2 separate regions of the Mus musculus genome follow, and region 2 is linked to region 1. The links are chromatin loops, found by intact Hi-C in ENCODE. Cell type or tissue: left cerebral cortex. All regions are shown on one strand. Links, peaks and the distances in the headings refer to the core of each region. The heading gives the core; the rest is flanking DNA. Region 1 holds the start of Gm32824 (a long non-coding RNA gene). Region 2 overlaps Gm10804 (predicted gene 10804).

Evidence for each region. Peaks named below come from ENCODE experiments on the same cell type or tissue, not always from the same donor. Only the 100,000 strongest peaks of a DNase experiment are listed, where the experiment ranks them.
Region 2: it touches region 1 in a loop (6-fold over the local background); 28 of 42 quality-filtered maps call a loop at or near these places.

Annotation. Positions count from the first base shown.
Region 1 is chr2:93,210,440-93,225,478 of GRCm38, reverse strand. Tspan18 (tetraspanin 18) reads left to right here. Exons shown (of 10, transcript NM_183180.2): 3 at 901-982; 4 at 2,695-2,767; 5 at 5,266-5,460; 6 at 13,587-13,661; 7 at 14,557-14,655. The coding sequence starts at 2,705. It overlaps Gm32824 (a long non-coding RNA gene), which reads right to left and starts at 6,269. Exons shown (of 4, transcript XR_001783414.2): 1 at 6,203-6,269. In left cerebral cortex, for the core only: CTCF peaks have their summits at 4,824, 8,286 (motif pointing left) and 11,619 (motif pointing left); a DNase peak (open chromatin) is centred at 8,289.
Region 2 is chr2:93,464,260-93,479,298 of GRCm38, reverse strand. It overlaps Gm10804 (predicted gene 10804), which reads right to left. Exons shown (of 5, transcript NR_040532.1): 3 at 13,844-13,988; 4 at 11,937-12,087; 5 at 9,425-11,183. Among named protein-coding and RNA genes, the nearest start is that of Cd82, 9.3 kb to the right of the region's middle. In left cerebral cortex, for the core only: CTCF peaks have their summits at 7,875 (motif pointing right) and 9,948; DNase peaks (open chromatin) are centred at 5,052, 7,871, 8,979 and 9,948; H3K4me3 peaks cover 555 bases.

The DNA of each region.
Region 1 (15,039 bases), core at 4,387-12,386:
AATTGTGATAGGAAGAGGGAGACTCTGTCACCCATAATATTTCTCACTGATCCCAAGTCAGAGCATCTGAACAGGTCTTTTGAGCCCTGGAAATCCTCTTGGGAAGGACTCTTGATCCCAGCTCCATAGGGGAAGTACCGATCTTCTCCTGGGTCTGTTGTCCAACACAGCCTGTAATGAGATCTGGACTGTAGAACTCCTCACAGGTGTGATTAACACAAGTCTCCACAGAATAAGCCCAGTTTCCTTGGCGCTGTTGGGATCTGGCTCTCTCGATGAACTTTATAGCAAATCTTAATGCTTTAAAACCAAGAAAAGCATGCTGGGCAGTGGTGGCACACGCCTTTAATCCCAGCACTTGGGAGGCAGAGGCAGGTGGATTTCTGAGTTCGAGGCCAGTCTGGTCTACAGAGTGAGTTCCAGGACAGCCAAGACTACACAGAGAAACCTGTCTTGAAAAAGACAAAAAACCAAAACCAAAACCACAAAACAAAACAAAACCAAAACAAGAAAGACTCCCTGCATCAAATCCTCCCTAAGGGGAGCCTGTGTCAGGGGGTAGGATGTGGTGGCATGGCCCTGATGCAGAGACATCCTAGCAGGTTCCCAGATGGCATCAGATGGGTGGCCACCCAAACCTGCCACCTCCTCTTAGTCTAATATCAGTTCAGATATTGATGAAGACACAGCTCCTGTGCGGTCAGCAGAGTACAGGGGGCTGCTGTGTGGTCAGGAGATAACCAGTGTAGCCCTCCCCAGGTAACATGGCACAAAGTCTCTGCAGCTTTTCCTTAGTGCCACGGGTCAGTTAGTGAGCCGTTGCCTGGGTGCACATCAGGAGCAATGCACTCATTGTGTCCCGATGCCCAACAGCCTGTCATGGTGAACTTTCTCTTCCAGGACAAGCTGGGCTGCTGAGAGACATACCTGAGACCCTCTAACTAAGAGATTGCATCCTGTTGACTCCTGAAGAGCTGCCCAGGTAAGACTTCTGTCCCCTTACACTGTACCCCACTGTGACTCTGTCCAATCTATGTGTCTTTCCTTGCGGTCCCCCTTGCTCACTCTCTATCATCTGTCCCCACCTGTTTCTTTCTTGAGTACGGGTCCCCGTTTCTGGGTTGCTTACTCTTGCCTTTTTGTCTCTTTCCCACCATGCATGCATGCATTCATTCATTCATTCATTCATTCATTCATTCATGAAGTTGTGTTAACTGGTGCCACTGTGTTGGTCTGTCCCGGACACTGAAAGTGTCTCGGTGACACTGGTCATGGCTTGGTGCTTCTGAGTAGCCACACAACCTCTATAGTGGGTGGTGCCTACACAATGCTGTGCTGCCCCAGGTAGGACCCATCACTGGCTGCCTACATGGCATGGTCACTGGCCACATTAGTACTTCTCAACTCTTCAAAACGAATGACGACTTCCATAAGATGTGCTAGTGACGTGAAGTATCCCAGGCCAATTCTAAGCTTAGAATTGTTAGTTGTGTTTGACAGAAGCACCCCTCAAAGCCTCAAGGTTTTATTCTACCTAAAGCAGTAATTTGGATGGCATGCATCTATAAGCATAGGACCCTCCTGGGCTTGGGTGAGGGATCTCTGGGATAAATATCCAAGCCCTGGACAACACTGTCACTCCCGTATCCCTGGGTTGTCTTGTAGAAGGGCCATGTGGAAGCAACTTCCAGCCTGCTCGCCACTGCCCTTCCCCTGCCCCACACCCACAGTGAGAGGCCTGGCTTCACACCAGATCACATTGGCCCTGGACGCTGGCCTTGCTCCCATCCTTCCGGGCCAAGACTAAAGGACTTTATCTATGTAATCCTGTCTTTGTCAAACATCCATCATTCTCATGGGGTTTGTTCTGCAGTCATGCAGACCAGAGAACTCTGCAGCAATCTGAAAAACAGGGTCTCCTCCTCGGGGGACTTTTCTTCTCCCAGTTCAAAACACTGGCCCCTAAGCCAGCTGGAGATAGAGGGCTGAGTTCTGGACTGTGTCGGGGTGTGGGAGATACTGAAGATAATTAGGGTTTGGCTGGCCTTAGGGAATCCGATCAGAGAACAACTGACTACAGCTATGCTTCCCAGTGGAAATCCCCATCCTTCTACAAACCTGAGTTGCTGCAGTGAGGTCCCTGGTGTTCAGCAAGCATCGCAGGATGGAGCCTCTAGCCAAATATGGAGGGACGGACCCTCCAAGGGTTAGGCTTTTTAATCCTCATCTCTGCAAGTCCCCAGAGAGCCTAGCATTTCCAAGGAATTTGGGGTCTAGACCCTAAAACAAAGTCCACGGAGATCCTGAGGGTGGTAGGACTGGTCTGTCCTCGCAGCCTTCATTATAGCTGTTCCTCACGTCCTGTGGGCTTGGTGGAGTGAGTATCACAGAGGGCCTGACATTCCAGAGACTGTCTCTTTCTAGGTGTGTGTGTGTGTGTGTGTGTGTGTGTGTGTGTGTGTGGTATATGAAGTGTGTAATGTGTCTGTGTGGTGTGTGGCATGCACCTCAGAGGAGGGTGACAGATCAGAGCCAGGGAACTAGAGGATGAGAGTTAGGGCCCCAGCTTAAAGCTCCATCTGGTCTCACCCAGTTGCAGATCTTAAAAGAGGATGGTTACTAGGTCTCCTGGGGGCTGGGGCTGGGCTCCACCTGAGTGTCTCCAGAAGGATTGAATGGCCTTGTGTTTTCTAGGTGAAGAACCATGGAGGGCGACTGTCTGAGCTGCATGAAGTATCTGATGTTTGTTTTCAATTTCTTCGTTTTTGTAAGTGCCTCCTGCCTCTCTCCAGCCCCTCCCCTGGGTCTCTAGCCTCTGCTGATGACAAGGCTAGCCTTCTCCCTGAAATAGCCACAGAAGGCTGAATATCCACAGGCAGAAGTGCCTGACCAGTAGGTCTCCTGGAAGACCTGGCACTGACTGCCCAACTCCTGAGTCCCCACCCCCATTCCCATCACAGTAGACATTTCAGCCAGACCCTGAGATGGGACAGCCTCTGGCAAAGGATATGCTAGACAGACTAGGAAGATGGTTCATTTACAACCCAAGTTCAGTACCCAGAACCTACATAAAAAGCCAGGTGTGGTGGCACTTGTTCATTACTCCAGCTCTGAGGGACACCCCTGAGGCTTTGCCTAACCCAACACTGTCTCAAAAAACAGTGTGTGTGGCTCCTGGGGAACAACACGTGGGATTGACTTCTGGCCTCCACACGCACACACGTGCACAGTCACACACATGAATATGCACACATGTGCACACACGTGCACAGTCACACAAATGAATATGAACATATGTGCACACACGTGCACAGTCACACATGAATGTGCACACATGTGCACACACACGTGCACACTCACACACATGAATGTGCACACGTGTGCACACACGTGCACAGTCACACACATGAATATGCACACATGTGCACACACGTGCACAGTCACACACATGAATGTGCATACATATGCACACACGTGCATGTGCACCTGCCCACCCCCACCCCCACCCTCAATCAAGCAGTGACCTCGGAGCAGTGCAGACCAGCCTTGTAATTGGAAGCGTCTCGGAGGAGGCTGTCTTGGCATCCCAGCTCTGCAGCCTGGAAGCACACTCCACCACTCTGAACCTGAACACTGTCCTGTCTTCATGACTTACCAAAGCGGGCCTTTTGAAAACTTAGCAAGATCAGTGAACAAGGTGACACGAATGTGGCCAGTATGGTTCTCCCATCTCCCTCCAAACTCTGGGCTGGGTGTGAAGGAACAGAGAGGCTCTGGTATCAGGCAGCCTGCCCCCTGCTAACAGGCTCTCAAGGCCCTACTCAGGCCCCCAACTCCTTTCAGTAGCCAAGCCCCTTCTCCAACTTCTTGGACCCCATGGGCTTCCCTGAGCAACCCAGGCCCTCCACCTCAGGCACCACTGCTGACTCACTCAGGACAGTCCTGGAAGAAGAGTCCCTTTGTTGGCAGCAGCAGGCTGTCTGCATTTCTGCCTGTCCATTTTCATACCTTTTTGTGTCTCCCTGGGACCCACTTCCTGGACCTTGGGGCTAAGCAGCCTACAGATGGGAAAGTGGCTTTCTCCTAGCTGGGGACCCCAGCCCATGCTGGCGATGCCTGGACTTTCCTTGTCAGCCCTCGACAGATGACTATGGAACCCCGAAGCCGCCCACAGTGATGAGGGGAGCAGACCTTATTGGAAAATTAATAGGGAAATTGATCAGAAGTTAGGATGTAGCAGACGACCATCAGTGCCATCCTCTCCTCTGGCCTGCTCAATTATCCAGTCTCTCTACTCACCATGCCCGACACACCTACCAACTAATGGCTCTCACCCAGCTTTCCACCTCTACCCACAGCTCACAGACCCCCCCTGAAGCAGTTAGAGCCGTCAGAGCATCCCCCTCCCCAGCCTCACCTGAGCCACCAGGAACATCAAGCCCTGTTAGTCCCAGATTCAATGTCAAAACAGTTCTGCACACAGCAGACCCACTTCCAATCCATCCCACCCAGGAGAACTGGGAAGTCTTGCCCACTGAAATCTGCCATCACTGCTCTGCAGGGGCTGCTGTGTGAGGCGGGAATTTGAGCGGCTGATTAAACACGATGGTGCAAAGGCTCAGAAAGAGTCAGCCGCTTAAAGTCACACTGCTAATAAACAGCAGACATGGCCTCCTGCTCCAGCCTAAGTAGTTTCTGTCCCACGATAAGCAAGGCACAAAGAGAGATGGGCCACACAAAGACATCAGTGAGAGGCTTTGGGGCACACATTTAAGAATGGGTGCTCATTGGGCCAACCCTGCCCCCTAGCGTGGCCACTGGGAGCTCAGCCTCACCTTCAGAGCTTGTCCATGGAGCAGTTCAGTGTCAGACAGACCTAGGCTGCAGCCTTGACTCTGCCATGAACTTGAGAGTCATTGGCCTCCCCTGGGCCACAGTGTGGAAGCCTCACAAGCTTGGGTCTGTGACATTTAAGGAACATATGAAAGTCACGAGTAAGCCCTGAGGGGCACAGTGTTTCATGGACGGCTTGATGTGGCAAATGGGTTAGACATCAGATAGAGGGGGGTGCGAGCTACACTGAAGGCCAAGGAGCTCCACAGAGGCTCAAAGCGGCCAGTGGGCCTTGGAGATCTGGGTTTAGCATGATGAGATCCTGCCCAACTCTGCTGGCTCAGGCTTCACTTGGGGGGGGGGGCGGTGTAGAAGGAGCACCTGACTTCACTGTCTGTCTGTCCTCTTTTCTTCATGCCTGCCAACGGACAGCTGGGAGGCGCTTGCCTGCTAGGTGTTGGCATCTGGGTCCTGGTGGACCCCACCGGCTTCCGAGAAATCGTGGCTACCAACCCCCTGCTGACCACCGGTGCCTACATCGTACTGGCCATGGGTGGTCTGCTGTTTCTTCTGGGCTTCCTGGGCTGCTGCGGGGCTGTCCGAGAGAACAGGTGTCTGCTGCTATTTGTGAGTGACCCATCCCCCACCCTGACTCTACCTGTGTGTGGCTGGTCTGGGGGGTAGGGGGGGGTGGATAGAGGGCTGTTGACTACCAAGCCCAACCTGGATTCAGAAACCAAAATGTTCTTCCCACCAGGGTGGTTGTCAGCATAAAGGCCACTGGGTCCTGGGATCTGGGGATGTAGTTCAGTGGTCAAGTATCTATATGCCAGGCGCAGGATGCGCTTACTGTGGTCAGTGGTCTGGAAGCCCTGTGGTGTCCATCTACTTGCCCACAGCCCTGCAGGAGGTTGGCGCAGAGGCCACCTATTATTGGAACACTGAACTGTCAGGCCATCTGTTACTCAAGAACCAGACAGTTATCCCATCCTGGGTGAGGAGGCCTAAGGTCAAGGATACTGTTCCAGAGTAACATGAATCAGACACCAAAAGAAAGTTTGAGAAAGCTTGGAATTTGGCAGAAATAGGAAGATATACTTTGGGGGGGTCAAGATGAACATGAGTGAGAGAGAGAGAAACTTGGTCCACTGAGGCTTCTGAGGTGGGTGTGAAAACTGAGTCTGCCCAGGATGACACTTGAGCTTTTTGATAAGAAAACTGCTCTCCACTTCTGTAGACAAATCATGGAAAAAATAACTAACCACATTCTATTAGCCTTGGTTTAACTTTGGGTCTGCTCTGAGTAGCCCTAAACTCAAGGTGGCTGTTTAAAGATAGGTGATAGCTAACCACGCACTCATAGGCTTACCTTTTAGCTTGGGGCCAGGACGGAGTCGGTGACTCTGTCACCAGGAAAGAGTCAGTGACTGTCTTTACTATCACCAGGAAGGAGTCAGTAACTGTGTCACCCGGAAGGAGAGTCAGTCAGTAACTATGCTACTGTGTCACCAGGACAAAGTTAGTAACTATTTACTGACACCAGTTTGCATTTTGGCTTTGTGGCCAGTTGAGAGGCCCAAGCTATTCTGGTTCATTCATGGCTCAGCAGTGACAAGCAGTTTGAGGCTGCTTGGTGGAACATTAGTGTTGGAAGACTCTTAGCTGCCTCTTAAGACTATCTCCCCCCCACCCCCAGGTCTAACTCCTTGCCTCCCCCAATACTTAGAGTGACTCTGTGCTGGCTTGGGGTGTCCCACCATATCTCTTGGAGTTCCCCTGGTTCCCCTGCCTCCCCACCTCAGAAAGTCAAGCCAATGCCCTTGGCCACTGCACACTTGGCTGTGTTCACGCTCAGGGAGTGTCCGTGGCGTCTGAGCTGAGTGTGTCACCCTCTGGGAACAAGGCAGCTCTCAGGCTTTGCTACCCCAGCTCCTGAGCCTGTTTTTCATGGAGCCTCTGCCCACAATTCTTGGGAGGCCTTGGTCTCCGAGTTTAAACAGCCTGGCTTCTCAGGGTCTACTGAAGACATTGGCATTGGCTATGATACTCTCCTTCCTTCAAGAGCCCTGATCTTAAACTGGGAGTAATGAAGCCAAGCTGGCTGCTGGCCAGACCACTCACCCCACAGCTCTCCATTTCCAGAGTAGAGACGATGGATCGCTTTCCAAAGAAGCCACTTCTTAATCCCTTGCATTTGTCACTTTTCTCAGGGCTATGAAAAATGCCAGACACGGGCAACTTAGGGAAGGAAAGGTTTCATCTGGCTCATAGTGGAGGTACACTGTGTCTTGGAGGGAAAGGCATGGGTGCAGGAGCTTGAGGCAGCCGGTCACAGTGTCAGGAAGCAGAGAGAGAGGCGTGCTAATGTACCGCTCACTCTCTTCTTCAGTCGGTGGGATGGTGATGTGTGCACACAGGGCACCTCTTGCCTTCTCAGTGAACCCAGCCTAGAAATCCCTCACAGCCATGGCCACAGGTGATTCTAGACCCTCTCAAGGTGACAGTTCCAGTCCGTGTTAGCCATCACAACCTTCTCCTCCTGCTTTGGGGTTAACCCTTGCAGTTCCTTCCATGCTAGAGATGTGTCAGGGCCCTGGAGTGACTGTCCCCTCCCTCATGCCCAAGCTGTGAGAGGTGACATAACCACAAAGGATGCAACCCTGGCTGTGAGCGTGCGCCTTGCTCTGTGCTTCCCCTCTGGGTTCTTAACCTCTTGGCCATGGCATCTCTGACCGGCAAGGGACTGACTAGTTCCGTTGGAGGCTGAAGCTAAGCAGATCAAACAGCAACAGACAGTCTTTCTCTGGATTCCCCTGGGCTGTAGTGAGGGAGGCTCGCTGTCCCCATCTTGGTAGGTGGGTTTCTCACCCAGGAGTATCTGTGGGTGAGAATGTTGAGCCTGGACCTGCTGCAGGGTTCCTGCTTAGAGGTGCATGCTTACTCAACTTGCAAATGTGCCCTTTGTGTAGGTGGCATGCAATTCAGGGTCACCTGGGCTGGTGGACTGAAGGACTTCCTTGTAGGGGAGCTACTTCACAAACTATGGGTGAAGGCCCAGAGAAAACAGCAGGCCCAGGAGCTGGGGGCAGGAAACGCTGGCCAGTGCCTCACTCCTGGAGGGCAGGCCACTGGGTTCAGACCCCAGAGGGATTCCCTGGCGGTGGATACAGCCATGAGTTCAGAGATCAAAGGCACTGCCTTACAAGCAGTGAAACTGTCTTTCCTACAGTCAGTGGTACCAGGCATGCTAGAGAAAGACATCTGGCCTGGGGCTTCTCCCAGATTAAGACATCCCCATGTGGCTCATTCCTATCATAGCTGTGTGCTCCACCTCCCAGAGAGGAAGCGCAATGGCCTGTGACACGAGCGGCAGGGGAGCTGTAGCTCCCTTTATTTCTCACAGTATAACATGGCCAACTTTACTGGGAGAGACAAAGAAGCCTGCTGGTGCCCCCTGGTGGACTGTCCCCTTCCCTGTCAGTCAGCTCCTGCCTGTAGCAGCTCTGGCTGGGGACCCAGAGGCTTTAAGAAAGATCTGGTCTCAGTGTGTGATGACCCAACTGTGCTGTTCCTAGGCGTGTACCCAAAGGGCTCTGCATCCTCCTACAGAGACGCTCGCTCATCCGTGTCCACTGTTGCTCTGTTCACGATAGTCAGGAGATGGATGGGTAATGAGAATGTGACACATATACACAATGGAATTTTATCAAGCCATAAAGAAAAATGAAATTTATTAAGTTTGCAGGCAACATGAGTGGAACTGGAAAATATTGCATTAAGTGAGGTAACTCAGGCTCAGGAAGACAAAGAGCTCCTGTTCTCTCTCAGGCAGATCCGAGCTTCTAATTTTTATTTATGTGTATTTCTGTGGGAGTAAGTTCTGGGTAGAGGCCAGAGAACTAGCAAGGGGCCCTAGAGAGGCAAAAAGAGGGAGGGAATGGGAAGATAGCAGAATGTGTATGATGTAGAAGGGGTGGGGCTAGGAAGGAAAAGCGTGACGAGCTGGGCCGTCAAGGGGGTATATGAGAGGATGAACCAAAACTAAGGGGTTACAAAAGTGACCTAAGGTAACGTGATGCTTTGTGTGCTAAGTGAACATATGCATGTGTGCATGGAAAGCGTTTGTGGGCCCTGCATGGTGGTGTGCACCTGTAACCCCAGCACTGAATTAAGGGGGCTAATGAAGGACTACTGTGAGACCAAGGCCACCCTGGGCTACAGAGTTAAAATCTGTCTCAGAGAAAGAGAGACAGAGACAGGCAGAGAAAGACAGACAGTGAGAGAGAGAGAGAGAGAGAGAGAGAGAGAGAGAGAGAAACAGAGACAGACAGACAGACAGACAGAGACAGGCAGAAAGACAGAGACAGACAGACAGAGAGAGGGAGAGAGAGAGAGACAAAGAGACAGAGGCAGACAGAAAGAGAGGGGGGAGAGAGAGAGAGACAGAGGGGGAGAGAGAGACAGAGAGACAGAGAGAGGCAGAGACAGAGAGGGTGAGAGAGAGTGAGTGGGAGAGAGAGGGAGAGAGACACAGAGAGAGAAAGGGATCCAGAAGGCAGGCAGGTCGTGCCTCTTCCCCTCCTCACCTCCCCACAAGGGATGCATCACTGTTAATGGGCCCATCTCTGCAGCCAAGCCCGGAAGGCAGCCTGTGCTCTTGGCTGAGAGCAGGCTGTGCTTGGCTGCTTTGCCAGCCTCGGCTAAGTGTGCCCTGAACCCTGCCAGCGGGAGAGAAAAATGGGGCGTTTGTTTTGCATGAAGTTTAAGAAGGTTGAGAGCTGCGGACAGGCTGAATTAGTCCTCGAGCTGACCACCAGCCGGGTCCTCTCCGACCTTCCGTCTCCACTTGGGCCTGCTCATCTCTACATCTCCCCCTCCTCTCCTCTTTACCTTCTTCCATTTCTCAGCTTCTCTTCCTGCTATCACCTCACCTCTCTGTGCTCCCCGCTCACCCCTATCCCAATCCCAGTTCACACGAGGCTAAAGTCAGTGTGGGTCAGAGGCAGGGTGCAATGCTATGCCTCAGACTGCTGCCATCAAAACCAGGCCCCAACCCAGAATAGATCTGGACAGGCCAAAATCATATGCAAGAGAGATGCACTAGGGATGGAGGCATGTATACGTGTTCTAAGTATGTGAACATATATGTGAGTATATACACAAGTATATTGTGTGTACGTGTGTGGTATGTGGCACCCTCTGTAGTTTTATATAGTTTATTACGTGTGCATGTATGTCTGCCCTGTGTATATGGTATGTGTACCTCTGCTGTGGATTTTGGTGAATTACATAGTAGTATGTAGGTTGTGTGCACACACATGTACAGGTGGCATGTGTGTAGTGGGGTGGAGTTGAGGGGCATAGAAGCTTTGAGAAGCTTTTCTAAGACAGGCTCTCACACTAGCCCAGGCTTCTGTGGGAGCGAGGATAATAGTCTTGGACTTCTGGTACCCCAATACCTCCCCAAGAGCTGGGATTACAGATGTGCCCCATGTCCAGTTTCTGCAGTTCTGTAATCTAGCCCAGAAACTCTCCTATTCTAGGCAAGCACTCTGCTGACTAAGCTACATCCCGAGTCCTTCTGGAAGGTTTTCTAAAAGGTCCGGAACCTAAAACCAGTTCTTTTTTCCAGCCTAAAGCTGGTTGTGTGGTTGCTCCTGTAGAAGATGGCCACTGAGTCAGACCCTAGTAGCATCTAGGGGCTTCCTGGAGGCTTTTGACTTCCTCCTTAGCCAGGCTGTCTAGAAAGGGCAAACATTGTAGCTCTACTCATCCTGGGACCCTGGCCCCAAGGTCAGCCACAATAAGGCCCAGGTACAGAGCAACCCCTGCTTGCTTCTGGGACTGAGAAGCCCAAGTCTGAGGACAATTGGCCCTGTGACCAGCCATCTAATGACTAGCTTAGCTAATGACAAGAGCGCATGTGTAGGTCAGTGTCCCCCACACCAGCCATTTCCTGTGTGTCTCCTCTGAATGTCACAAACACCCCTGTGGCCAACTTACCTGAAGAATCTAATTTTAACAAGGGCAGTGGGGTGGGATGGAGTGACGGGGAGGGGAATGGAGAGGGAAGGAGGGGGAGGGGAAGCGAATACATGAGCAGTACTTTGTTGAAATTGAGGACTGCTTACCAAAAAGGAGATTCAGGCCCCTCCCCATGAGTAAGGACACCAAGGCTCTGCTAACCTCACAGTTTAACAGCAGTCAGAGGATGGGAATTCCCTGGGAGGGCAGCCTATGGCCCCTGGGGAAAGTCCCTAAGCAGGAAGCTGCAGGAACTGGAGGAAGTCACTGGGCTGAAGGAGTGGGGGCAGGGTGTAGCATTGTCTCTGTTGTGAGTACTGCAACCTGCTCTTTCCTCTTGAAGCTCACACCCTGGGCTGGGCAGAGATTCAGCAGGTAGGAGCCCCCAGGCTCCCTGCCTCTGGACTGGCTTCTCTTCCCCTCTCCCAAGCTGGATCTGCCTTCTTGGCATCTCTCTAGGCATCAGCTCTGTGCAGTCCACTGCAGGATGGGCCTGTGGCTGCCTTGTATGTGTTCATTTGCCCATTCCCAGAGGACCCCAGAGCAGACACTCAATAGAAGCTTTGGGATGAAGCACAAGGAAAAGACAATCAGATGTCAGTAAGAGCTGAGCTTTGGGGGAAAGGGGGTGTTGAGATGGCTCAGTGGTTAATAGCACTGGCTGCTCTTCCAGAGATCCTGAGTTCAATTCTCAGAACTCATATGGTGGCTTATAGACATCTATAAAGGGGTCTGATGCCCTCTTCTGGTATACATGCAGGTGTACATGCAGACAGAATACTCATACAATTAAAAAAGAACATAAATTTAAAATATATATATATTAAAAAGCAAAAGAGCTGAGCTTTGATGTTTTGGGCTGTGTGTCCTGAGGCTGGCTGTTTAACCTCTCTGAACCTAAGACTCTTCATGTGTAAAATGAAGATGACCAGATCTTCCAAGCTATCATTCTATGGTCACAATCCACTGGGACAATGTGCGTCTTGCTTAGCTTGGCTCCTGACCTCACTTGATACATAGGAAACAAAAATACTCAGTCCTGGCCAATCACAACTCTGCTAGCAGTTCATAACTCTTAAGAACTGGCAGCTCCTGCAGTCAGTCACCCCCAAACTGCAGTACCACCAGGTGCAGTCAGTCACCCCCAGACTGCAGTACCACCAGGTGCAGTCAGTCACCCCCAGACTGCAGTACCACCATCTCCTCTTAGTAGTAAGACAGAGGGTTGCTGCCCATGGTACTTGCCCCTCCCTCAAGCTGCAGAAACCAGACCACCATGAGTGGCCTGTAACCCTGAGCTGGTGGCATGCCAGTCCCTGTTCTCCTAGATGGCGCTCAGGCTTCCATTGGTCCTCAGTGGCCTTCCAAGAGATCAGCAAGGTGGCTCTCATGCAAAGTCACACAGAGTGGAAAGTGGCTGTGCATGTGTTACCCATAATTTGTGATCTTGGCCACAGCTGGCAATGTAGGTGTCACTGTAGGGTCACCTGAGGACCTGCCAACAGTCAGGGAGGCCACAGAGCAGGGAGAGGCCCTGTATGGCCATGCTGAGTAGGGCTGATGACCAGCCAAATGGAAATGCCAGATCTCTCAGCGGGGCGGGGCACTGAAAAAGGATACTCTCTCAGTGGCTGCTCAACACAGAGCTCTCAAAAGCATCCACCATGGCCCAGGGCACCCAGGAGGTCATGACTGAGTGGCCAAGTCCTTAGAAAGAGGAAGGTTCTACAGCTTGTCCAAGTGGCCAGGATGGGACATAGGAACCAGCCTCTGTGTGTGCTCCTGGTTGAATCACCTCTGTTGGTGGCTCCATTTGGGGTGAGAATGGAGTTTGCAAGGGTACTGAGGAAGATGGGCCAAACTGCTTCTTCCTGTCTTTTTGAGCCAGCTCCAAAACAGTGCTGGTGAGGACCAGAGCCTGAGACACACAGCATGCGACAGGGTCATGGTGATGATCTAGTCTTTTGTGAGACCTCTCAGGTGCTGGGGGAAGGTAGCCTGCAGCAGCTGGGTGCCTCTGTTTGATGCTATGATGTAGACAGGGCCCCCTCTGCTGGAAGAAGTCAAGAAGGCCTCTCAGGGGTGAGGCTGGAGCTTAATTTGGGCACAGGGAACCATCCAGCATGGGAGGGCCCCACACCAGAGCACCCAGGTTAATCTGTGAAACACAGGAATTTACTGAGTGAAGCAGACAGGGCTCTGTGTGAGACATCAAACGCCCCTCCCTGAATCTCACTACCTTTCTGCCCATCTTGGGCCTCTGTTTCAGCTGAAGATAGCACTCCTCCCTTCTTCCACTCAAGACAGCATGGCTTCCTATTTCCACATCAACCAGAGAGACTAGGGCAGGGAAAAGTGGCCTTGGGGTTGCCAGGGTAGGAAACCCAGCCTCAGATCCCCAAAAATTTGGGAATTCACCAAGGGAAATGTCCCCAAAGGGAGCCCCCTCCCAGGGCCACCAGGCAGGGCTGCTCAGGTTGTACACGGCACAGGGTGGCCTCTCTCAGCCACCATGTGCTCAGAAGACAGATTTATCTGTCTCCACTGCTCACAGTTTCTGTCACTACTCTGCGGCTCCAAGGGTAGATCATCAGCGTGTTTGTTATGAAAGCGGTGATTTAATGGGAGTGAAGGTCTGTCTAACAAGATGAAAACATCCTATCTCTCACGTAAGGATGTGTGGTAAGATGGCGCCCCGCGTGGGCCTCACAGCTGCCCTCTCTCTGCAGTTCTTCCTGTTTATCCTGATCATCTTCCTGGTAGAGCTCTCAGCAGCCATCCTGGCCTTCATCTTCAGAGAACACGTATGTACCACTCAGCTTCCCATCCTGCTGCACTGAGGGGCACCGAGTGACCCCTGCCTCCTCAAAGATACCCTTAGAACTAGCTGTCTCATCCAGGGCCTTGGGTCTAAACATAACCTGCACCTCAGGAATGCATTGGGGTCCAGAGAAGTGGGGTCTCCTATAGGGGTAATTCCAGAAGGCCCCGACCAGGGGTGCCTAAGGGTCCCCACTCCTGGAGCACCTGGTACAGGCTCCAGCTTGGTTTTAGAATCTCTATCCAACCCCAGTGACGGCCTGATGATGGGTGTCACATAGTCATGGGGTTGGAGAGGATATACCCAGTCTGGGCATGCTGTGTGCCTTGCTAGGCTACCAGCCTCTCCCTGCTTAGCCTACACCACAGGCTTCAGCCAGCTCCTTCCCCTGAGCCTAGAGGACAAGGCCTCGTACCACAGACAGATGGGCTTCAGGAGGGATGGAAGGATAAGACATGGGCCAGCCTGGGACAAGGAGCCAGCCTGAGGAAGCTGTTGAGAACAGTGGCTTTGAGAACATAGCGGGTAGATATGGGTGATTGAAGGGATCCCTCTTTACCCACACTGTGGCTTCCTGTAGGTTGGGCCCCATGACTGTTGATTCTGAAGAACAGAATGACAGGCAATCATGTCCTCCAGCTCCCAAACACCCACACACTCATCCTCTGTGGAGAGCTGCAAGGCTGAGCAGGGTTCCCAGTGTGTCCCATCCTGGAGTTAGATGAGCCCGTAAATACAGACACGCTTCTCTCAGCCTATGATGAGACACACCAAAGTTCCAAGCCTTGGGAACAGGGTGCCTGCCCAAAATGAACAGCTTAGTATCACCTTGGGAAAGACAGGCTGGGAGGACTCAGGACCCTCTACTTTGTCCTCAGCTCACCCGAGAGTTCTTCACCAAGGAGCTTACCAAGCACTACCAAGGCGATAACGATACGGATGTTTTCTCTGCCACCTGGAATTCAGTCATGATCACAGTGAGTGCCCCTCCCCATATTATCGTGGGATGCCGTGAACACTCAGAGCCATAATGTGACATGAAAAAGCCTGTCCTCTAGAGCCCTCCTAGTCCCTTGCCTGGACCAGGCATCAACAATCCATCAAGAATCACTGATCCTACTCTTGACCTCTGCATCGTCATTTGCACAGCACTCCGAGCTGTCAAGGCTAGTGGATCACAGTCCACTGCCCCTGACTTAGGTCCTCACGCAGTACCATTGTGAGTGATGTTAGCGATACTCAGTACAGAGGCTGAGGGGGTGGGTGAGTCGTTAAAGTGATTGCTGTGTGAGTAGGAGGAACTGAGTTTGGTCCCCAGCACCCATGTAAAATATCAGGTACGATGATGGATGCTTATAAGC
Region 2 (15,039 bases), core at 4,605-12,604, 250 kb before region 1:
CTCTTAGCAAACTCTGCACATTTGGCAGCTGACCCTTCTGAGCCAGACTAAATCCTCCCACAGCAAGCCCTGAAAATGGCCCACGTTTCCACAGAAACTCAAGGTTATGGCCCCATCTCCCAAGCTTCCAGGTGGGCAAGAACAGCGTCCCCATCCTCGGGTGTCCCCAGGAAGAGGCCGCACGTGACAGCTAAGAGATCACAGGAACCTAGAACTGATCTTTGGCTTTACAGAGCCCAGCCCATTCTGCAAAGGGGGAAACGGGGGCCTAGTCCAGCCCACAGTCCTTCACTGACAACTCAGCCACAAGCCAGGGTGAGACTAAAGGCCCAGCCCACACACAGGAATCTCTAGTTCTCAACTCAGCAAACAAAGGAGCTGCAGGCCCAGTGTGGGATGTGGGACTGGCTTACCCAGCTCTGTCCTCCAGCAAGGTGTGGTCACGGCAACAGGGTGGGTCCCTCTGAGTCTGAGCTCATGTCCAAGACCACCAACCCAATGGAGCAAGACCCTTCTAATGACACCAAATCTTATGAGGCAGCTTCCCTCCCCTCCCTCTCTCCTTTCTGTCTTCTTCCCCTCCCTTCCCTCCCCTCTCTCTCCCTCCCTTCCATCCCCCTCCCCCATCCTTCCTTTCCTTGGCTGCTTCTTTGTTCCTTCCCTTCGTCTCTTTCTTCTTTCCATCTAGATAATTAACAGATGTTGTCAGGTGGTCATTGAGGCTGGGCCATGCCAGGTTCAACACCAACCAAAGGAGGCAGAGGCAGAGGCAGCCATGAACTTATAGAGTTTTTATAGTGGTGAAGAGGTAGGGCAGCAGATAGGTAAACACAGAGAGGTCACTGGAGTGCCTGTGAGACGGCCGGCTGCTAACTGTGCTTGTGGCTGAGCCTAATGACCTGAGCTTGATCTGCATGGTGGAAGGAGAGAACTGTCGTCCTCTGACCTTTGTATATGAACTGTGGCATGCATGGGTACACATGCACACACCCACACACACATACACACATACCCACACACACGCACAAACACACACATACATACATGAAGGGGTATTGGAGAAGACACCCTAATGTATGTCCTTTTAGAGGGGAGATACTCCAGGCAGTGCAAGGGCCCTGGGGCTGCCACCAACCTGGTTCATGTGAGACACAGAGGAAGTCCAGAGCTCCTGGGCTGTGGTCAGTAAGGAGAGAGGAGGAGTTGCCAATGGGGTGAAGGGAGCAGTCCCAGCCCAGGTGAACAGGGTCAACCTAGGCCAGAAAGCCTATAGGTAGAACAGAACTGTGTCTCAACCCTCAGCAGATGTTCCAGATGCTCAAGAGAACTGGGCAGGTGTCTGGGCTGGAGACGTGCAGAGGATGGAGCGATGGAACGTGAGGCGTGATTGCCTGCATTCTTGTGGATGGGTTGTCAGGGAGTCTGGTGCCTCAATGGTGTAGTTAAATCTTAATTTTCTGAGGTCAGGCCTGGTGGTGCAACCACAAAACAAAACAAACAAAAAGAAGTGACCAAGCTGGAGTGGTGCAATTCCCAATGTGACCGCCAGGTGGCAGAACCCCAGCAGCTGTCCTAGCTCCAGGCAGCCTTGGCTCAGTGCTGGGTTCCGACAGCCTACATGAGTGACGGTCCCTGGTCAGCCTGGTAGCACTGACCACCAGGAAGTGAGGACTGATCTATTAAGATGGATCCCTGGAACTTTCGTTATCTTTGGACTTTTAGATTTTACCATGTGCGTATCTGTCCGTGTGTTAGTCAGGATCTGGCTGTGTAGAGCAGACTGGCCTCAAACCTGACTCAGTTTCTCAAGTGTGCCTTACAGGTGTCTACCACCACACCCAATATCTGCTTTGGTTTCACCACCGGCTAGTAGCATGACCTTAAACCTACTTAAGTTTCCTCATGCCCCAATGTCCCCATCCACATACAACCTTATAGGGTTGGTGGATAGACTTTAAAAAGCTGACACCCTGAGTGTATAGATTGGGCTCTCAGTTATCACAAGGTCTTATTGCCTCTCAACAGGAAAAGGAATCTAAGCCAGGGAAACACAGCAGAGAAAGAGCAAGGCACAACCAGAGCCAGCACGGGAGGTGGAGGTCACCCGTGCCCAGCCCTGATCTGGACACTGCAGCACACAGGAGTGATCCTGGCTGAAGACCACTCACCTCCTGGAGCTGGAAGGATGGCTGAGGAGGGCGGGGCAGATAGAGGTGGGGACTATGGTATCACACCGAGAATAGCAGAGGAGCCAGACCCGGGAGTCGATATCAGATAGAGGAGCCTGGGGTTCCAGAAAAAGAAGTGTCTGTTTCTTCCTTTGGGGACGCTTGAAAGAACAACAGAATCTATCGATGACACATAAGGCACTGGGCACTCATGCATGCTATCTCGATAAAGAGTCAGGGGTCTCAGGGGAAAGGGGTCTGAAGGTCAAAGAGGAAGCCGCTTTCTCTAGGCCATACTGCTGAAAGCTGACAGCAGCAGATGTAGACCTTCTGAGGCTTCCAGCTCCTTCTCCAAGGGATGAGGACCTAGGAAGAGTGTGTGGGAGCAGTGCTGACCAGCACAGGCGGCGATGACCTCAGGGGCTTGGCTTCACTTCTCTTCTGGAATCCGGACATTGGGCGAGGTCCCAGCTTGCGTGTCCTGGGAGCTACGGAGGCCTGGCCCAGAGTTAATTACCAGTGGGAGGACAGTTTGAGAGTGGTGACTTTGGGGTTCAGGCTAGTGTCCCTTCACAGACATCTGGTCCACTCTCAGGAGACTAGGGAGTGGCTCTGAGTTGGGTGGAGGTTGACTATAGATGGGCGGACAGCCTAAGGATCTGGGACCAGCCCATTGGCTCCTGTCACCCATATTGCCCATCTGTGATGGGGATGGACAAAGCTTACAGAATCCTCTTGGAATCCCTTCCAAGGTCAGAGGGATGGGAGTGTGTGTGTGTGTGTGTGTGTGTGTGTGTGTGTGTGTGTAAGGGGAGGCTGGGGTATATAAGGACAGTAGAGATTTGGGGTCAACAAGACTTGCATTTGGTCAGGACCCAGAGCAGCAGCCCAGCTCAGCAGCTGTTGGACAGGCTATGGACCACATCCAGGAGGGCTTCACTGAGACAGGGGTCTTTGTCCCCCACCCAGGACAGACTTCGCGTTATCTACTTCCATTTCCAGCTCCTATGTACAATGGGGGAGGCAGTAGAGGATATGGCTATAGGTCATCCTGCAGATGACCTTTTCCCATTCCACATTGAGGGGACTTACCTAGGTTGTAGCAGTGTCATAGAGCTGGGGGTGGGGGTGGGGTGGGGTGTGGGTGCTTTCCTGGGTTGTACAGCTAAGAAGGCTCAGGAACAGAGGTGAGAGAGGTTCAGGGGCCCATACCCTTTATCCCTGTAGCTCTGGGTGCCTCTTGAGAAGCCGGACTTGGTGCTGGGGTGGGGTTCCACCAGCAGAGTGCTTGCCTGCCATGCACACAGTAAGTCCTGGCTCCATCCCCAGCACCACAGAAACCTGGGAGACTCTAATCACTTGAGAGATGGAAGCAGGATTAGAGAAGTTCAAGGTGCAAGGCTAGGGGTAGCTGGAGGTGAGGGTGGGCTGAGAGAGAGAGGTGGGAGGGTTAGGAAGGAGGGGGAGATATCCCGAGGGCATCTTCTCTAAGAATTGGCACTGCCTTGAATGCCCAACAGTCCTGGTCTCTACTTTCTAGATGCAAGTTTGAAGAGTTTCCCATCTCCTTTCCTTTCCTCCAAGAGAGACAGAATCTGTGAAGCAGGGATCTCTGTCAAGGCCCCGGGCTTTCCTAGCAATTGGTGTCAACTCAAAACAGACTAGGAACTGAGAAGCTGAACCAAACTCCATGGACTCTCAGGCCTAAAGCCAGGCAGCTCACCTACTTCCTGTCCCAGAGTGATGGAGACTCAACTGAGGCTCAGATACCTGAATGGACTGTGCTGGTATCAGAAAAGCCCCTGTGTGACTGGCTGCCCCTGTGTGGAGCCCTCCGCAGCTCTATCGCAAAGTTCTGGTGCAGAGCTGGCAATAATCCCAGCACGGTCTCTGCAGCCTGGATCGCGTGTGTTTTATAAGGGCTTGGGCGCCACCTCGTGGTGGCATATGAGCATAACATGGTTTTGTGGGCTGCCGGAAAGATGCTAGGCCCGCCCTCCGTTCCTCCCTCCCTCTCCCTTAACCTCAGTCCCTTCGGGATAAATAGACTATGAAGTGCAAAGGCTTAAGGGCTGAAGAGAATTGGTTCAGAGACACAGTGGAGTTTATATTTGGCCTTGAAGAGATCATCACGCTGTGCAAATTTCAGATTCAGAAAAGCAAGCACCACTGATTTTCTCTCATATGTGAAATAAAGCTTTGAAAACAGGCTGAGCGTGGGGGTGCACACCTTTAATCCCAGCACTCGAGAGGCAGAGGCAGGCTGATCTCTGTGAGTTTGTGGCCCGCCGGGTCTATACAGCCAGTTCCAGGACAGCCAGGGCTCCATAATGAAATCCCACCTTAATTAAAACAACAACAAACAAACAAACAAAATCCACAAAACACAGGAGGCTATCTTGAAAGACAAAAGGAACCTGTGAGAGGAGGGACGAGGGCGGCAAATGACCCAAGAACGTCATAAGCACCTGCCGCTTGCGTTTCTTCATCGGCTTGATGAGAAACGTAATCTGGACAGGACTATGAGAGTGCTTCCAGAACGGCTTAACTGAGGAAGGAAGCCCCTCTCTGGCCGTGGATGGCACCAATCCCACAGACAGGTTCCCCAGGTATAGGGTACACAACAACCCCGAGAGAGCGCCTGACACCTGCGCCTCCATGCTGTGCCCTCAAACTGTGAGCCAAAGTGAAGTCTTCCTCAAGATGCCAGTGCCGGGGACTTCGTCACCACGATGAGGACAGTGGTGGTACTTCTTGTCTGAAAATGTTACGACAAAAGCATATTTTAAGCAGACAACATACGCCAATTAGAAGTGCCAACATTCCCCACACCCTTGCTGTTGGTCCTTGGGAGTGAGTACCCACTACCCACGAGAGGGTGATTCACAGCAGCGACTGGTCCCGACTGAGCCAAGTGCCTGCTCCGTGAGTTTGGTCAGTTCTCTCGCATGGCTGCTGAGCTCCAGCGCAGATGGGGATGATGGGCCAGAGGGTGGGTGCCTGGCCAGCATGGCAGGTGCTGTGGCTGACTAAAATGAGAACAGAAAGAGGGACTTGCTGGCAAGGGCGCCCATGAGGGAAACAGGCGGTGAGTAAACAGAGACATGTCTGGACATACCTACCCAAGAACAGCTGGAAGGAAGTAATAAAGCGTCATCTAGAAAAACAAAAGAAATAAGGATCTGGAAAAGCAATGGAAGAGCTCAAATCAATGCTACCAAACAAATAAACAAACAACAAAACCAAAACCCCAAAACAAAAACAAAATAACCCACCATACCTCCATCTTCTGAATGTCCGGTCCCACCCAGCAACTGAATCCTAGCCACCATCATTGCTATGACCTCAGTCATCTCTATCACCTTAATCACCACCATCCCCACCATCATACCATCCTAGTCATCTTATTCCCCACCATGACCACCACATCCACCACTACCACCTATCACCGTGATCTTCCACACCACCATCACCATCACTCCATCACTACCATCACCCATATCACCATCATCTCCATCACCACCAGCATCTCCACCATCCTAATCCTCTCAGTCATCATCACCTTCCCCACCACCATCACCATCATCTCTGTCACCACTGTCATCTCCTCCGCTGACATATTGCCCTCACCGCCATGATCATTATCACCTCCATCACCACCCTTGCCAGCATCATCCATCACCACCATCTTCCTCATCATCCCCATCACCACAATCATCACCTCTACCACTGCCATACCGATGTGCCATTGACATCCTCATCAGCATCATCTCCATCTATCACCTCCATCCTCATCATTTCCATCAACGCCATCACCAGCTGACACTATGCATCAATACCATCATCACATGGTGGCCCCTAGTCTCTCACAGACACACCACCATTCATTACCCATTGCCATATCACCGTGAACACAGCAGTCACCACCACCACCACTGTGTACTGTGCACCACCATTACCAGCATCACCATCAGCAACATCTCTGTCACCACCATCGCCAGCTGCCGCCCCCGCCCCCATGGTCCTCACTGTCTCTTCTTTTGAACCACACCCACCTTACAAAGCCTGAAGCCTGGCCACACCTCACTCATCTGTCTATAACACCATAGTGTTGAGTTTGTTCTTCCTGCTTGTGGTGGTTTGTATAAGCTTGGCCCAGGAAGAGTCACTACTAGGAGGTGTGGCCTTGTTGGAGTGGGTGTGGCCTTATTGGAGTGGGTGTGGCCATGTTGGAGTAGGTGTGGCCTTGTTGGAGTGGGTGTCTCACTGTGGGTGTGGGCTTTAAGACCCTCATCCTAGCTGCCCAGAAGCCAGTTTTCTCTTAGCTGCCTTTGGAAGATGTAGAACTCTCAGTTCCTCCTGCACTATGCCTGCCTGGATGCTGCCATGCTCCTGCCTTGATGATAATGGACTGAACCTCTGAACCTGTAAGCCAGCCCCAATTAGATGTTGTCCTTATAAGAGCAGCCTTGGTCGTGGTGTCTGTTCACAGCAGTAAAGCCCCACATATGACACTGCTTTACAAGAAGTCTGGAGCTCAAAGAAGAGGCTCCTTGAACAGAAATAGACCATTGCACATGGTGTGCACGACAGAGGTTTCGGTTCAGGCTTTCTGAGGGCTGGAGTCAGGCCTGCTGTGTTAGTCTGCTTCCTGTCTCTCCGACAAAACACCTGAGATGAATTTCTCCCTAAAGAGACGAATATCTATTTATTCAACAGTTTTGGGATTTCATGGCTTGCTGTTTAGTCCTGCACACTTCTCTCTGGGGACCCAGAAGTTGTCAGACACCAGCCACTGAGGGTACTGACTGGTTGACCAGACATGGCTGACAGCTCCTGGAGTCAAGATGACTGGACTTGAACACCGTCAGAGACTTGAACTTCTTTCCCCTTCTGTTTTCTCCTCTGCAGAGCAAGGACAGTCCTTAAATACAGATCTAACTAGCCATGGAGACTTAACTCTGTCATCTTAGCACGTGGATGACTGAGGCAGGAGACTAACAAGTTCTAGGCTCTCTAGAGAGCTGTGTGGATGCAGTAGTGCAGGCTTCCCCCGCCCCACAGACCCACTGCCCAGGCTGGGATCTAGAAGGGAATGCCAGGAAGAAACTGGGTCTTCGGGGGGCTTCCTAGGCCCTGCTGGCTGTGCCAGGCAGTGGTCATGCCACAGTTTACGCTTCCCTCCCGGGGCTCCTGACAGAGGATGGGCACAGTGACACCTGTCACATCTGCTCTGCACTGTTGTCTTGTGGTTGAGGATTCCCTCCTGGACCCCAGGCTTGAACCTACCTCTCCCACCCAGGTCCGCTCCTCCCCTCAATGACTCAAATGTGTCTGCAATTGTTCTTTAACTGCATTTTTCTTGCCATGATCACCCTCAGGCACAGGGCACTGTGCTGTGCACAGACCAGCACTGACCTGTGTGACCAAGGTCTGAGACAGGGAGAATGTCTGCAGTTGGAGCCTTAGGTGGGGTCCAAATTCTTTCTTCTGGTTCCCAGCCATAGGGAGTTAACATGAGACCTTAACTAGTTGAAGGAGGTGACAACACACACAGAAACACAAACTCTGTCTTTATCCCTGTATGTCTCCCTGTCTGTCTCTCACAAAAGACACACACACACACACACACACACACACCTGATGATAGAGATACAGGCCAGAAGATTCGCTGCACTGACAACTGTGGACACTAGGGGGAGGTAGATGACCTCGTTTTAGAGCAAGGAGCTGTTTCCCTCATATTTCCTGTAACTGGCAAGAGCTCAGGGGTGAGGAAACCAGCACTGGGGAGGAAACCAGCACAGAGGGGCCAGTGCAGAGGTAACATGGTAAGAAAGCAGCCTGGGTGAGAGCCATCCCACACCAGAACACTGCATGACACAGTATGAAGGGTAACCAGTATCTATGGATTCCTCTAGGAACTCATGTCCCATAGGAACCCTGCAGGTGACAGAAAGGAGAGACATGGGTGAAGTGAGTGTCAGAGGCTCAGAAGCTATGGCCATCTGGACCCTGGATGTTGCAACTGGAGTGGGCCAACTGCAGCCCCCTCTGTCTGGCTGTGGCCCAGGGCTGTCTGTCCAGCAGCAGCCTGGGTCTACCAAGAGGTTGCAGCTGTTACCCAGTCCCAGCTCACATCAAGAGAGTCCTTTTTTCTTTCTTTTCCTTTTTCTTTTTTCCCACCGCAGAAAACATAACAGTTGAATATTAATGTGAAATCTCCCAGTTTTTAAATGCTGGCAACAGACTCAAAACTTTCCCAACTCAAGTCTCAGGGAGGAAACGTCTATGTGGCCCCACCATAGGCTTTGGGGCTACCGACACCACAGATGTAGACCAGGCTGGCCTGCCTTCTCTGGAGCATGGGGATTAGCGAGTACCAGCTGGAGGCTGAGGGTATTTTGTTTGACCCTGGGTTTGGCTTGGGGAAAGCTCTCCTGCTGTGCGTACCCCACCCCCAGCTCAGGTGTTTGGGGGGAGCAGGGGCTGTCTTTCCTGCTTCTCCCTCTCCTACACCTTCTCATCCACCTCTGGGTGGACGGGGAGTGGACGTGAAATTGTTTAAGGGAGCTTCGTGCAGCTGCTTCCTCTGAACCGAAACTTCCCCTCCCGCGGGGAGGAAGGAGGCTGGGAAGATTCAGACTGCTAGGGAGGCGATCTAGGCTCCTGATGCTCCGCGGGGTGCAGGATTCCCAAGACCCCTTCCTCCCTGCAGTTATAAAGTATCTTTGCCAGGAAGAAGAGACTCCAGTAGAGTTGCCTGTGTGTTAGGAGCTCCAGGAGGCAGCCTTCCTGAGACTCCGCCCCTTCTGGGAAGGGCTTCTGTTGCTGCTACAGCTGCCTGAGAGTCACTCGTGCTCTCTGGAGTAACTCCTGGCTGGATCTGTTTCTTTGGTTTGGTATTGTGTGTGCCTGCGCTGAGGTGAACAGATGTTTGCTCACATGTGCCCACAAAAAGCCACACAGCACGGGGCTCCTCTGTGTCAGCTTTGCTACCCCAGCAGCCCTCACAGGGAACGTGAGGGCCGTGGGTAGTGGCTTCCAGCGTGCTCTACTGGGTTCAAACCTTGTACTGCTCACGCAGAAGACCCCGGTTCAATTCCCAGCACCCACCCACGCTAACAGCTCACAACAGTCTAAAACTGAAGTTGAAGGGATCAGACACCCTCTTCTGGCTTCCTTGGGAGCCCACACACTCAACGGTATTCATACACACGCGCATACATTAAATAAGAATCATAGAAACAGATCTTGTTCAGGCATGGTGACACGCATCTTTAATCCCAGCACTCTGTCCATGTAGTGAGGTCTGTCTCAAAATAAATAAATGGATAAATACGTTTTAAAAGAAATAGAATAACATTTAGAAGCTAGACGTAGGTGGATTTCTGTGAGGCCAGTCTGCTTAACATAGTGAGTTCCAGGACAGCCGGAGAGACACAATAGAGAGAGCCGGTTTCAAGACAAACAAATAAGCAAACAAAAAGAATAAATAAACTCACAGCTACTAAGGTGTAGGTTCATGAAGGTTTGGAGTGCCTAGACCCCACCTTGGGGTCCAGCTGATGCCTGCGAAGGAAAAAAAAAAGCAGTTTTGACAGGAAACTGTGAATGAAGACATTGATGGACTAGTGACCCAGGTGCAGAGATCACCAAATAATGAATATGCTTCATGAAATGTAGAGTGTAGCATCCCGTTATTAAATCTGGCATCATCGTCCCCAGAGAGACCAGGGAGACTTCATGAAGCAACTGATGGGAACAGGTGCACTGTCCCACAGCCAAACGCTAGGCGGAGCTCGGGGGTCCTGCAGAAGAGGGGGAAGAAGGGCTGGAGTAGCCGCAGGGATCAAGGACATCACACAAAAGGGCCCACAGAATCAACTGACCAGGACTCACGGGGCTCAAAGAGATCAGGGAACCTGCAGGGGTCTGAGCTAGGTCTTGTCCTAAGAGTGGGAACAGGGGCTCTCTCTGGCTCTTCTGCCTGCCTTTGGGGCTCATTTCCTCCTACTGGGTGGCCTTGCCCAGCCTCGATGTGAGAATATGTGCCTGTCTTACTTACTGTAGCTTGTTGTGCATGTCTGGTTGATGCTCTGGAGTGGTGTGCTCTTTTCTGAGCAAAGGTGAAAGGAGAAGAGACTAGGGGGAGGGGACGAAGGGGAAACTGTGGTCAGGATGTAATATATGTGAGAAGAAGAAATTAAAAGGAAAAAATGGTAATATAAAGCTGGGAGTCAGGTGCTCCTCTGATTGGCTCTGGCTCATCTGCTCGGCTCAGGCGATCTTCTGGTCGGCTCGGGCCACTGGCTTCCACCCTGGCACAGACAGAAGGCAGGGCTGCTAGGTTCTGTTAACTGGTCACGTTTATAACCACGGTTGCCACCGTCACTTTCCTGGAAAGGCTAATAGCCACACACCTCAGGCCAAGGTGGGTGCTTTCCCCAGACCTTCAGACGTAGCAAGGGGCAGTGAGTAAAATCAGGTCTGGGTGGTCTTTGGTTAAATCACTGCTACTAGAATGCACCCAGGCTCTCCAGTGGAAACAAGTTTGTTGTCCTGGCTGTAACCCAGCCAGGACTGGTTTCGAGGTCAGTACATTATGGTTCCACAGCCCAAGAAAGTAAAGGTCCCAAGCAGGCCCAAAAGACTGGAGGCGATACTGATGAGAACTCATGGGCTCAGACATGGGGCAGGCACCGAGGTGCAATGGAGGTGTGCTCTGAGCTCTGGGGCCAGCATCCTTTATGACAGTTAGGTGCGGCTAGCAACCCCTGGGGAAGCTCTCTCATCTAGAGTGGACCTCTGGGGGAAGGGTGTTTGTTCTGTGCTGGGTGCGCAGAATCAGGTCTCTGGATATGGCTAATTCAAAGCTCTTCTTGGGGTGCGGTTTCCGTAGCTAAGGCTGGTAGAAATCATCTGTGAGGTGCTACAGAGTTGGTCATGTTGTCATCTTGATATCAGGGAAATGCTTTTCTGCACCTCTGTCCCCACACGTGGGAAGCAGGCATCCTAAGAATGAGCATTATTAGGGCGATTGAAAAAAAAAATCTGTTCACGTTCACAATGCCGAGGAAACAGGGCTGGCCAAGGGGCAGGAAGGGTTTCCTCTGTCTAGAAAATTCTAAAAGACTGTTTGTTCTTGCTCTAAAACAATTTCATTTAGATTCCCAGTTCTCGTCAAAGGGAATTCCACCCCATGTCTCTGAGGACCCCCAGGAAGCCTGCAGCAGTTTCTCAAGGCAGCTACCCTAGAACTCGGCCTTCTCAGAGGAGGCGCCACCATTTTCTCCTTTGAGCACAGTGTTCCTGCCTGATCTCCACTATGGAATGAGAAGGAAGACACAACCTGACTTCCAAGGCTGGATCAAGACATCGCAGCTTTAACATCACCCTCCAAGTGTTCGGAAACCAGAAGGCTTGCTATGAGAAAGCCAAACTGCCTGGAGGCCTCAGGGACAGGAAGGGAGGCCTGTGCTCGGCACTGTGACTGTCCCATCCCTTCCTCTCCCTCTCCTTCCTCTCTCCCTTCCTTCTTTCCTCTCTTCCCCTTCCCACCTTTCTTGACGCTGACCCTGACCTCAAACTCTCTCTTCCACCTCCTGAGTTCTGTGACTACAGGGAAGTGTACTGCTGTGGTTTGAATGAGCATGGCCCCCATAGGCTCATAGATTTAAATGCTCAGTCAACAGGGGTGGCTCCATTTAAGAGGGATTAGGAGGTATGGCTTTGTTGGGGAAAGTGTGTCTCCCTGGAGTGACTGACCTTTGATGTTTCAAAAATCCAAGCCAGTCCCAGTGTCTCTCCTGCTGTCCACGGATCCAGATACAGAACTCTCAGCTCCTTCTCCAGCATCCTGTCTGCCTGTGTGTCTTCATACTCAGTGCCATTTTGATAATGGACTAAACTTCTGAAACTGAAAGCAAGTTCCAAGTAAATGCTTTCCTAAGAGCTGCCATGGCTGTGGTGTCTCTTCACAGCAGTAGAACACTGACCAAGACAACACACTGTGCATTTCCTGCCCTGCACTGTGCTGTCCTGTGCTGGTGGAAACCCTGTCAAAAATCAACATCACCGGATGTGGTTTCGAAACAGAGTTTGTTATAAGTCTCCTGGCCTCAGGTATTGTGTTATAGTAATACAAAATGGGTGAATATAATAACAGTGAGAGAAAAATAATCTCTTCCTCTTGTATTTGAGCTGTGCAGAAGTTTGGGGGTCTTTAATGAATCCAGGCACAGATGAGAACCTGATACCCACACTCTTGTCCGTGACTTCAGACCATCTTGGGGACAGTGGACTCTTCTAAGGCCTGGAAACTCTTCTAAGGCCATACTTCTTTAAAAGTTTAGTCACCACCCCACACCCTCCAATTGGCCATTTGAGATCTTCTGCTAAGCTCTCTAGGCCTCCTTGGCTTTGCCTCTGGAATGGCCTAAGGATTTCACACCAGATGGGAGTCTCTCACTAGAAGGCTGTTTCTCTTCCTGGCAAAATGCCCCCAGGTAAGGCTGGAAGAAAGGGAGTCAACATTACTGGGACATCCATCCATTTTAGCTAATGAGTGGCTGGGTCTATATCTACCCAGGCCCCGCCCTTACAGTCCCAGATACTGTGCACAAGTTCTAAGGGACAAGGACACCGACTCAGATAAGAGTGGTAACTATGTCTACAGGATCATCTTGACCATGCCTCTGTGTAGAAACACGGGGAGTCTCTGTTCAGCTGGCCCAAATACAGCCTCAAGGGCAACCCAAGCCTCTTGGCTCCTCTATCCCTAGATAATTGGCTCTGTCACAGGTGTTCAACTTCTGGAGGCAGTAGCTGTGTGGAGCAATGAGCAGATGGGCTGGGGTATCCTCACGACTGAATCCTGTATTGTTGTGACACTGAGGACAGGAAGAGAAGCAGGTGGGTGGGCCCAGCTATGGACCCGAGCTGATCTCCTCACATGCTCTAACTCCTGCATGAAGCTGCAGAATCCAGGAAGTCCAAACTGGAGCATGGTCTTGCTGATGGATGGATGATGGTCAGGCAGGAGGATGAACCTTTTGTTGTCTGGTCTGTGACCTGCTCAGCATAAAAGGATGCTTATCGAAACTGTATTCTAAGCTTGGGTTTCTTGTGCTAAACGAGGCCTGCACACTAGGACCAGAACCCCAGGATGTCAGCGCCTTTGGAGAAAACCTCAGCAGGAGTGCAGCAGACAGTGCCTCTTGTGTGGCAGGAATTCCAGAAGCTGCACACCTACTTCCCTATTTCCCACAGGACACTCTAGACTGCCCCCATCTCCAGTCTAGAGTGGCCTTAACAAGAAAGGGTTGCCAACAGGATTTAAATAGGAGGGGCAAATTGGTAGTGGAGGAACTATCTGGGCTAGGGAGGGGCTGATGGGACCCAGGTCTTTGGCCTATTGTGTACCATTTTCCTCTCAGGTTGAAACAACCCATCTTTCAGGGAATCAAGTTAAACAGGAAGGCAAACAACTCAAAATAGCTTCAGGAAGTCCCTGAAACTGACCAGATTCACTAAGCCCCTTCCTCTCAGAGTAAGCAATAAAGCTGCAAAGAGTTTCAGACAAGTTAACTACAAAGGAGAAGAAGACTCAGACCAAGAAACAGGCTGAGATACCTGGAAGGGATTTAGACCAGCTAAATCACTTGGACACTCACCAACCTGCTGAGCTCGCTGAAGCTGTGTCTTGTGCTCAGGTTCCCAGAGATGTCACCTGTGTCTAGGTTGTGCTTTGGAGATTCATCGGTTCACCACGTTGGACTTGGGGCGTATCCATGCTTTGGTCTGTTGTGGATTCCCTACCTGGGGAGAATTGATGTGTATGTAGAATCCCTTCAGGACAAGTCTTGTCACACAAAGAGCCATCTGTGAGTCACCATCGCAAACATCCTAGCTTGGGGGTCAAGGAGGTCTCAGAGAAGGGTGGGGAGGAAGGTATTTTATGGCCACTTGGCAAAAGTTAGACAAGGTCAAGATCTAGCACCCAGGCCAGGACACCACAGCACCCTATTTTCTCACTATGGCTCTGGGTCTCGAGCATCCATAGTGTCAGGGAACAAGGTTAGATCTTGGCATCTTATGGAATAAATGACAAGCATCTGAGAAGGGCAGTTTATGTACCCTAAACTTAGCTGGAATTGCAAGCTGTCCTGAGCCTCCCAACTTAGGTCCTGGGAACAAACTCCGGGCCTCTGGAAGAACAACAAGTACTCCTGTCCCATGAGCCATCTCTCTAGCCTGTTTCCTAAGCTTAGTTTATAAATTGTTTGATTAATTCATTACCCGGGACCTATCGCTAAATGTGTGGTTGGAACCCTTGCTCACCCTGGCCCATCTGCTCTCTTTCCTTAACCCCACCTGATCGGAGAAAATTCTGGCGTAATTCATCACCCCTCAGCTCTACATTTCGGGCAACCCACCCAAGAGTGCCCCACCCAGGGGCTCAGCTTTTGACCATATATGGGCATGATCCCAGCTCCTAGCTGACGCATCGCATCGTCATCCCTCACCTAAGGCCTATAAAGCCCCTTGTGTGAGCCTTGCTTCGTGACTTCCCTGGTCCACTTCCTTGGGATAGGGTGAACCTGCCTAGGAGTAGCCTTTATCTATTTTAATCTGGTCTAACCTGGTCTAATCTGGCCTACATCGCACTGGTAGAAAACCCGTTTTCAAGGATGACCATGAATCCCCAATCTTCTTTCTCACCTTTACCTCCCAAGTGCAGGGACTTCCGTTTTTTTAGCATCATCCCAGACTTAGTCCCTCACTAGACTGAGCTCTTGGTAAATACAATTTCTTCTCATCTCCACACTCAGAAAGTTGGAGGAGCAGCAGCAGGAAATAGAGGACAACC